Linked DNA regions of Homo sapiens: region 1 is linked to region 2. The links are chromatin contacts, found by Hi-C or POLR2A ChIA-PET in ENCODE. All regions are on one chromosome and are shown on one strand. Each heading gives the region's core, a stretch centred on a gene start or an enhancer-like site at or near the end of the contact. The rest is flanking DNA. Distances are from core to core; before and after follow the strand shown.

Evidence for each region. Hi-C counts contacts between places; a loop is a spot of excess contacts on that map. ChIA-PET counts read pairs that join two places held with the same protein, here RNA polymerase II (POLR2A). Pooled maps may share reads with other maps.
Region 1: a loop to region 2 is called in a pooled map, with 2.0 times the contacts of the local background. The contact joins two enhancer-like sites. A Hi-C loop is called at or near these places in 6 of 168 maps with a recorded cell type or tissue (adrenal gland, heart left ventricle and heart right ventricle) and 5 of 50 pooled maps. POLR2A ChIA-PET finds 5 or more read pairs at or near these places in 1 of 52 experiments (CD8-positive, alpha-beta memory T cell).

Annotation. Positions count from the first base shown.
Region 1 is chr1:185,692,651-185,697,001 of GRCh38, forward strand. No RefSeq gene overlaps it. Among named protein-coding and RNA genes, the nearest start is that of HMCN1, 40 kb to the right of the region's middle. RefSeq lists an enhancer at 1,498-1,999. Within about 2 kb of position 1,546, at least 10 of the 41 ENCODE cell types and tissues checked have a DNase peak (open chromatin) inside an H3K27ac peak, as active enhancers do.
Region 2 is chr1:185,410,857-185,415,509 of GRCh38, forward strand. No RefSeq gene overlaps it. Among named protein-coding and RNA genes, the nearest start is that of CBSLR, 96 kb to the left of the region's middle. Within about 2 kb of position 1,500, at least 2 of the 41 ENCODE cell types and tissues checked have a DNase peak (open chromatin) inside an H3K27ac peak, as active enhancers do.

The DNA.
Region 1 (4,351 bases), core at 296-2,795, 280 kb after region 2:
ATATCATCAGTTTAGTTAACAACAGGTGTTGTTAATTTTATTCTTTTTTTCAGTTGATTAGTTATTCTTTGTGTTCAAATTCTGATTTGGTGGTAACTGGAAAGTGTTAACTCCACTACTTTTTCTTCTTGCTAGAAGAAAATTGCTAGAAGAAAAAGTTTAGTGTTTTTTTTTTTTTTTTTTTTTTTTGGTGTAAATAGCAGCATAGAGAAATAAAGCAGCAAGGGACAGAATAAAGAAATAAATGTTAGAATAAACTTTAAAATGGCAATAAAGAAATGGGAATCAGGGATAGGTTTCAAGAAAGAACCAGGGATCTTATGAGAGTTATTTATTTGAAAGGACAAAGATTGTTCTTTAAGCTGTATCAATCTCTTTTCATTTAATCTAAATCCAAAACAAATACAGATTGTATTTTGACTAAACTTTCTCCCATCACTAGATCTCAGAAAGTATTGCCTACATATGACCATTTTTTCTAATACTGTCTGTAATCTTAAAAATAATAATCATTTATGGGGTACCATATGCCAGACACCTACATAGAATACTTTATTTGGTTCTCAGCGACAGATATGATTATTATTTCACATTCTAGATAAGGAAACTGTGGTTCAGGGAGGTTAAGCAATTTGCCCAGACTCATGGCTTTGGACAGATCCAGATTCAAATCCCAAGTGTTGCTGATTCTAAACCCTATGCTCCTAACTCTTTTGTCTTATTTCCTCTTTAAAATGAGATCCCAACATTTGATAAAGTTTAAGATGTTTTCCCATTTTCACAGGCAAATTACTTAGAGCAGTGGTTCTCCAAATGTAGTCTTCAGATCAGCAGAATCAGCAACACCTAGGAATTTACTAGAAATGTTAATTTTCTGACCCAACACCAAATTTACTAAAATTAGAAACTGGGGGGTGAGGGTGGGATGGGTACAGCAATTTGCATTTTAAGGAGCCCTCCGTGTGATTCTGATGCATACAAAATTTGAGTACAACTACCTAGAAAAATGAAAAATTGAACAGCCCCTATTGCCATCTAAGCTAGTAACTGATCATCTGGCCCAACCATCCTACTTGCACTCCAGGAATCACTTCTGGATAATGTTTCTCACTCTCTCAGGTTCCTCTGCAAATCAGTCATGGTGATCTGAAAGCTTCCTACACATTTTTGTTTTGAGCCGGTGTTGCTATTTTTGCACAGGCTGGGCTGGGACTCCCAATCCTCCCGCCTCAGCCCCCTAGTAGCTGAAACTACAGGCCTGTGTCACTGCACCCGGTTCAAGGATAGATTTTTATTTGTTTGCTTTGTTTTTAGAGATAGGGTCTCTCAACGTCGCCCGGGCTATTTCTACAGATGTTGTTTTGGTTTAATATGGTGTCACATAAACTTACACTGGTTAAGTAAACAGGCAACATTTGAACTAAATTTAACTTCAATGTTTTGGTGGTCTGCAAAAGGATATTGTGCTTCTTGGTTAACATTTTCATGTTTCTCCACTTCTGCTTTCGTCCAGAACAGGAAGCGGAAGTTCTAAACTACTGCGAAGTCCTCTCTTGGTATTTCCGGCCTCGCTGAGACCAGAAAGCAGCGGAAGGGACAAATGTTTCTTGTTAGAGTCCCAATTTGATTTCTAAATCAAGGTGTACAGGATCAAAGGTCTCTTAAGTGCAGGTCCCAAACTTTGATCGTTATGTAAATAAGCAACTTGGAGCTCTCCTTCACGACTTGTAACACAGGCAGGTGACTGAGATGAGATCAATCAGAGCTGAGGAATGAGGGGAAATTCCCACCTAATAGCTGAAAGCAACAATACTTGAGTTTGTGCTTGCCTTCCCTTTCAATTTTCTAAGGTATAGGTGATCAAAATTCTTAATAAATTGAAGATTGAAGGCCTTAGAATCTGAGTAAGCTAAGAGGATATACAGTTTCCACAAATGAGTTCTTTCATTACAATAAAAAATAACAGAGGAACTTTAAGGCATTCGTTTGCTGCCAGGAATTTCAGCTGAGGTTGTGGGTTGGGGAAGAGGGTAGTTAATTTAATTAACTTCTGTTTTATGATCTCTTAAGATAAGTAAAGGCACCTGGAAGTAGAAGAAGCCGAGAGAAAAGATCGTACCATGTTTTCTATCTGTTATTTAGCTTAGATTTTCTGTTTCGATTGTTGTTTGTTTCTATAGGAAAGAATACTTATTGACAGTGAAAGAAAGCAAAAGAAATGGATTTTTTTAAAATAATGAAACTTCTAGATGAGCAAACCTGGAGGATAGTTTGTGAATTAAACAAATGTGTTTGGTGTATAATCAGGGAAACTGATAAAACCCACTCATCTAAAAAGAAGGTGAGAGTTTTCGGCTGTCACCAGGGTCTAACTTGGTAAGTCAGTCCCATTACCACATACCAATGAAGTAAAAAAAAAAAAGATTCATTCGGTTTAGAATCTTTAGAACCACTAGTCTGGTAGTGCTGTCAGGTTAAAGGATTAGTTGTTCAATATAAACCATATATTTGGACTAAAATAATCACATTAGCCTTTGTTAAATGTACTCATGATCAAGTGAGGTAACAATAGTGTTCTTCCTACTTTAGATTTAAAACTTGACATTTCTAATATGATCGATGTCTCCACTTTGCTGTCTGACATAGTACTGCTTAAACCTTCCTCAAATACTTGTATGCCATATATGTTTCTAATCTATATAAAATAATACTGATATATAAGCACTGTGTTTTCTTCTAGCTTAAAATAATAAGTCAATTTCTTGAGGATAGGTACAACTCTAACCTTAGATAAGAAGTTCTGGATTCTAAATTGAGCCCTGCTGTGAAAACTAATCTTTGCTTTAGATCTCCACCTTGTGGTTACATGTTTAAAATGTAAATTCTTGTGATTTTATGATCCTGGCTTATAGATTCTTTCAAAAAGAAAGGTAGAATGGATGAACATTGTCTGAAAATAACTTGAGACTTATGATTGGATATTTAGAAATTTATAATTCAGATTCAGTGCACTTCAGAATGTTTTCTCTCTGAGACCCTTGTTTACCACTTTTTGTTCAACTACCTTGAAAAATTAGTTTTGGGTTTCTTAAGGATTGAAGAGACTTTCAGAGACCATCTTTTGGGTTAGTGCTAGTACAGAAGGGGCTAATAGGAGGAACCTCATTAGTGTATCTTTAGTAAACTTGAATGAAGGGAACATATGGGTTTAGAACTTACAACTTCAGAACGCTGGGGAAATCTGTAAGAAATACTCCAACATTTACCTACCATCATGTGGTTTTTAAAAAAAGAAAAGAAGAACTACCCCAACGTGGGGTTTACCTTGGTCCAAGAAAAGAAGACAGTTTTCAACTATAACATCCTGTGACTTCATTTTCCAAGTTTCCTCATCACAATATAGAAAAGCTATATGATGTCCGCTGGGTATACAGCAGTGCTCTGTGTAGCTTAAAGAACATGTAGTTCCAGCATGAAGTTCTGCAAGAGTGGGCCTGGTGTGCTGTGTGTGAATCAACTCTAGAGCTCTTTGGATTTATATAAGTCTTGATTTACAGAATTTAGTTACAAAGCACAATAATATTTTATTATGTTCATTTGCTTATATATTATCTTTTTTTTTTTACATTCAATAGCAAATATTGGTGACTCCACCTTACAAACAGACTCAGAATCTAACAACTTGTAATTTCCTTTCATAGCAACCAGCTTTATCCTATTAGAACATGAATCAGATTACTGTTATTCCCCTGCTTAAAAACAGGGATTTTCCGTCACTCAGAGGAAAAGCTTAAGTTCTCATGGTGGCCATCAAGACCTGCTCTAACTGGCCTGTGTTACCGCTCCAACCTCAACTCCTCTACCACCCGTCCTCCTTCTGCTGCAGCTACATGGCCTTCTCAATGGTCTTGGTACAGAAAGGCCTTTGAATTACAGCTCAGTCGGCTTGGAGTACTCTCCTTCCATACACCCACATGGTGTGCTCCCTCCCTCCTTCAGGGTTAGTCAAAACTCATACTTCTTTCTGGCCACACATCTAAAATTGCAACACTCTTCCTACACTTCCAATCCTACTTCACTACTTTACTTTCTTAGCTTTATCCCACATACTATACCTTTTTCTTATGTGTTTCATGTATCATCTGCCTTCCCCCCTACCATGTAAACACCACACATAGTGATTATGCTTGTGTTTTTCACTCTTATTTCTCAGCCCTCACAAGAGTGCCTGGCTCAATAAATAAATATTTGCCAAGTGAATGACTGTCTCACCCATTACATCTTTAAGTCCCTTAGGGCCATGTCTTGTTTGTTTGCATTTCTAGCACCTAGCATAGTGCCTGGCATTTAA
Region 2 (4,653 bases), core at 250-2,749:
GTGTGAAGACCAATTTCCATGCCGGCATTGCATGCATCCAAATATTAATAATGCACAGAGGCACAGAATTAGAGCAGTTAAGAGAGCAGATTCAAATGCTAACATGTCTCATTTCCCTTTTTATTGGTTGTTTTGCTTAGTACTTCTTAAAACAAAAATAAGAATCTAGTTTTCAAGTATTTCTTGCCACTTTTGAGTGAACACTTTCCCCTGCTGCCCAGAAGGTCATTTCTTGTCTCCCATACAAGACGCACGTGGTAACAGGGTTAAAAGCACTCTACATTTAGGAGGTCTTGGGTATTACCAGGGAGTTCCCAGTTCATTCTTTTCAAGGTCAAACTGTAAATAAATATCATCCTAAATCCAAATATATTCAAGGTTTTTCATGCTACCAGATTCTTCTAGTGCAGTGGCTCAGAGGCTGAGCTTTGGAATTTCTCTTATGGGTTGTTTGCATTCCCTCTCTGCCACTTTCTAGTTCTCTGACCTTGACTATGTGACAAAACTTGGCTCTATGACTTACTGGCTATATATCTAAGTTTTAGCTTCCCCATCTATAAAGTGGGGGTAATAATAGTACTCAGTAGGGTTACTGTGATTAAATGAGCTAAAACTGAAAAGGACTAAGTATAATCCATAATATAGTAAGTGCTCAATAAATGTTAGTGATTACTGGTAAGAATAAAATGCTAATTTCATGCTTTTCTTTATTATATGATGAGAGAAGTTGAGAAATGGCTGAATGAATTATCTGAATTGTGTGATATTTAGTTTTTTTTTCCTGCAGAGGTAACATTATGTTCTATAAATCCTCTAATGTAGTAGGTAGTATCTATTCTGAACAGGTCTCTCTGAATTAGGAGATTGGAAATGTCAGCAAATGATGTTCAAGTAGATTCAATTCTTTTTTGTGAGGGGGGTAGGGTTGGGGCAAGCATTTTCATGTGGATATAAGAGGGCTTCAAACCAAAATTTAAAATCTGGCCAACCACTGCTGTTTCCCCCAGAAGTTGTGGGAGAGAAATTTTATGAGAAATTTTATCCTCTATTCTAAATATTTTTTGAGGGGCGGGCCGGGGGGAGGGGAGATTCTTCCCAGAGGTGTTTCTTTGTTTTAGAACCAGCCATGTATGTGTTGTCTTGATACCTTGTGTATATCACCTCCCAGGCCACTTTCAAAACAGGAACCAGTGGAATTTTTGATGAACAGCTAAGTTCGGGTTATTTCTGAGAGGCATGTGGAGATAGACACGAAGCTTTCTTGATGCTGCAGGAGGAACTTAAAACAAAAGTCTTGGATGCCTCGCAGAAGGCTGTGCCCTAAGCAGAGAAAGGAAATCTTTCTTCTAAATTGCACCAATTGTTTTCAATCTTCTTTTACTTTTACCTTCCCACACACTAAGTCTATCAGTTCTGCCAGTCTGATGTCTAAAAATAGTTGCTATAGGGATATTTGCGTTTGATAAAATGCCACGGGGTCCTTGAGGCTAATTGGCAGGTTGAATTATTTCATGATCAATCCTTTAGATATTTGTTCTCAATTAAATTGACCATCTTAAAGTTTTTTTAAGGGAGCATGAGCAAATGTCAAGTTCAAAGTGCCGTATAAAAGCAAGAAGCAGATCTGAGGTGAAGAATCTGTAGGGTTAGTGTGGTCAGAGGGACACATTCATCACCTGCCTGTGGCTATGTCTACAGACAAAGAGAGGAGAATAGCAAGGTTGCTTGGGCAGAAATGAGAGCACTGAGGGAGCTGGGGTTAACCCAGGTTCACAGAGAGCCCACGGTCAGTAGTGGAGTTGGCGTGGAACCCAGCCCCACGGGCTTAACACGGTTATGTTATTTCTGTCTCCACTAAACTCCAGGAACTTACTAGAAGAACACAAGACATGCATACGTTAAGAACCAGAAAGCACAGTCAGTGGGTGTCACTGTGCTGCATGTGGGACACGGAAATGCAAAACAAGGCATTGAAGAGCATGGGAGTGGCAGGGCTCATCCCAGCCAGACAAGGAAGAAGTCAGGATTGTTCTGGCCTGTCATGCTGGCACTTGTCCTGGTGTCTTTCTTGATCCACCCTTCAGGCCCCAGGTGTCCCTATACTCTTTCCCTCCCATCCAAACCTGCTCTCAGAGAAAAGTCAGGAAGCCTTCAGTTGTTGCACAACCAAGGTGTGGCCTGGCTGGTTTCCACACAGCAGAGGTACTCTGTTCTGGGAATTTAGATGGGGAAAGATTCTTAAAAGTTTCTTCTTGCAAATATTTTCAAAATTAAGTCTTAATATTTTAAAAAGAAGCAATTAACAAGCAAACAAGAAGTCCCCAAATCCTCAAATGTTTACTCCATGAAATTTCCTCGGACCACTCCCCTGAGCTGTCAACCTTCTCTCTTTTTGTTGCCAGAGCTTTTTGTGTATACAGCTTTTGATATACATTATCATGTAATGACAGGGATATGTTCGGGACATGCATTATTAGGCAATTTTGTTGTTGTGAGAACAACATAGAGTGTCCTTACACTCTATGGTAAGGACACTCTCTGGTGGAATTTGTGTGTCTAAGCATAGAAAAGATTACAGTCTTATGGGACCACTGATGTATATGCAGTCCATTGTTGACCAAAACGTTGTGTGGCATGTGACCATACCTTTTTTCAAGTTCTCATCATATTTCATGCATTTATTCATTTATTTATTTATTTGAGATGAGTTTCACTCTTGTTGCCCAGGCTGGAGTGCAATGGCACAATCTTGGCTCACTGCAACCTCCGCCTCCTGGGTTCAAGCAATTTTCCTGACTCAGTCTCCCAAGTAGCTGGGATTACAGGCGCCCACCACCATGCCCAGCTAATTTTTGTATTTTTTTTAGTAGAGATGGGGTTTTACCATGTTGGACAGGCTGGTCCTAAACTCCTGACCTCAGGTAATCCACCTGCTTCAGCCTCCCAACTTGCTGGGATTACAGGCGTGAGCCACCATGCCCGGCGCAATTAATTATTGATAGCTCTGTCTGTTTTGAGACAGGGACTTCCCTTTATTCATGTTTGGTATATTTTTACTTGGGTAGATGCTCAATAAACTAAAAAAGGGAGAAAAGAATCTAAAACCATTAATGCTAAGGTGCAAGCCTGGCCAACAAGGTGAAACCCCCTCTCTACTAAAAATATAAAAACTTAGACAGGTGTGGTGGTGCGTGCCTTGAGATATTGCAGTTTCCCCAGATAACCTAAATCTACCACAATAGGAGGGAGTTTGAGTGAATAATGGCATATCTTTATACAAAGAATTTCTAATAAGGGAAATGCATATGTTATAGTAATAAGTAGAAACAGCTGATTGAGTTTAACATAATATGTAATAATGCATAGAAAGAAGGTCTAGAAGGAAATGAACCAAACTGTTGAAATCATGATTTCTAATTGTGAGCGTTATGAATGATTTTTATTTTCACCTCCTTAATTTTCTGTATTGTTCAAAGTTTCTAGAATGAACATGTATTCATATATAACACATAAGAAAATTTGGTTTCCCCCTCAAACAGTATCTCTCAGAAAAGGAGTTGCATTTGAGCTCTTCCAAAGTCCTTTGCACTATGGTGCGGTCGCCGACTTTTTTTGAAACACAAAGTGCTAGGTGGGTGGGGAGGACACATTAGCTTGAATTGACCCTAACAAATCATAAACTTTTAGATAATTATGGTTGTTTGCTTAAAAAAAAAGGACCATGGAGGGAGGAGGAAGAAAAGGAAAAAAATTAAAAATAAAAATAAAGGACCAGAAAGCATTAACATAAGTTTAACGAATCCCTTATTTGGGAACAGGCCTCCAAATTAATTTGCAAGTTCTAGATGTCATTGTAAACCGGCTTTCTGAAGGTCCCTTTACCAAGCAATGCTATAAGTGATTACATTGTGACAACCATAAATATACATTTGTAGGATGAATAGAACAAAAAATTATTTTAGTGTTTTGTAAATAGTACTTGTGGCTTGGGATGAAAATTGCAATGGCAGCATCATGGTTTAAAATAAAACAAATTAGATGGAAGAGAAGATTATGTCTGGAAAACTATCAGATGCCTAAAAACATGTCTCATGAAATGGAAGACACTTGTCACTAGACACACAGATGGCAACTTTAAATCAGACACCTTCATGGGATGGAAAAGTGGAAGAATATTTCTAAATTGAATTATTTTATACAATGTGACTTTAAATATGTATACTTAATTAAATTAATAAATTAAACATTGAAATTAGGTACATAACTATTTCATCTATCTTCCTAAAGGCTTATATTTGAGTTGGTCCACATTATTAAAAAATTTTTTTTCTCTTTGGGAAAGTAACCTTATGTTAGTGTTACTTTTTATTCCTGTATGCTTTTATAACAAGAGCAAAATCAAAAGCACAAACTTGCTATGCCTTCCAGGGAATCTTAAAATTTAATAGGAATTATGCTTTTATGTAAGCCATTAAACTGTAATGATGAAATCCCAGGCATCAGCTAGTGGATGGGGAAGGTATTTAGGGAGACAGTCTGGTCTCCGTGCCCTTAGAATCACTAACTTAGACAAGGCCATTTGCTTAGCCCTGAGTGAGGCTGGCTTTGTCGGGGAAGATTCCATCCAGGAACATTTCTTGGAGAAGTGACTTT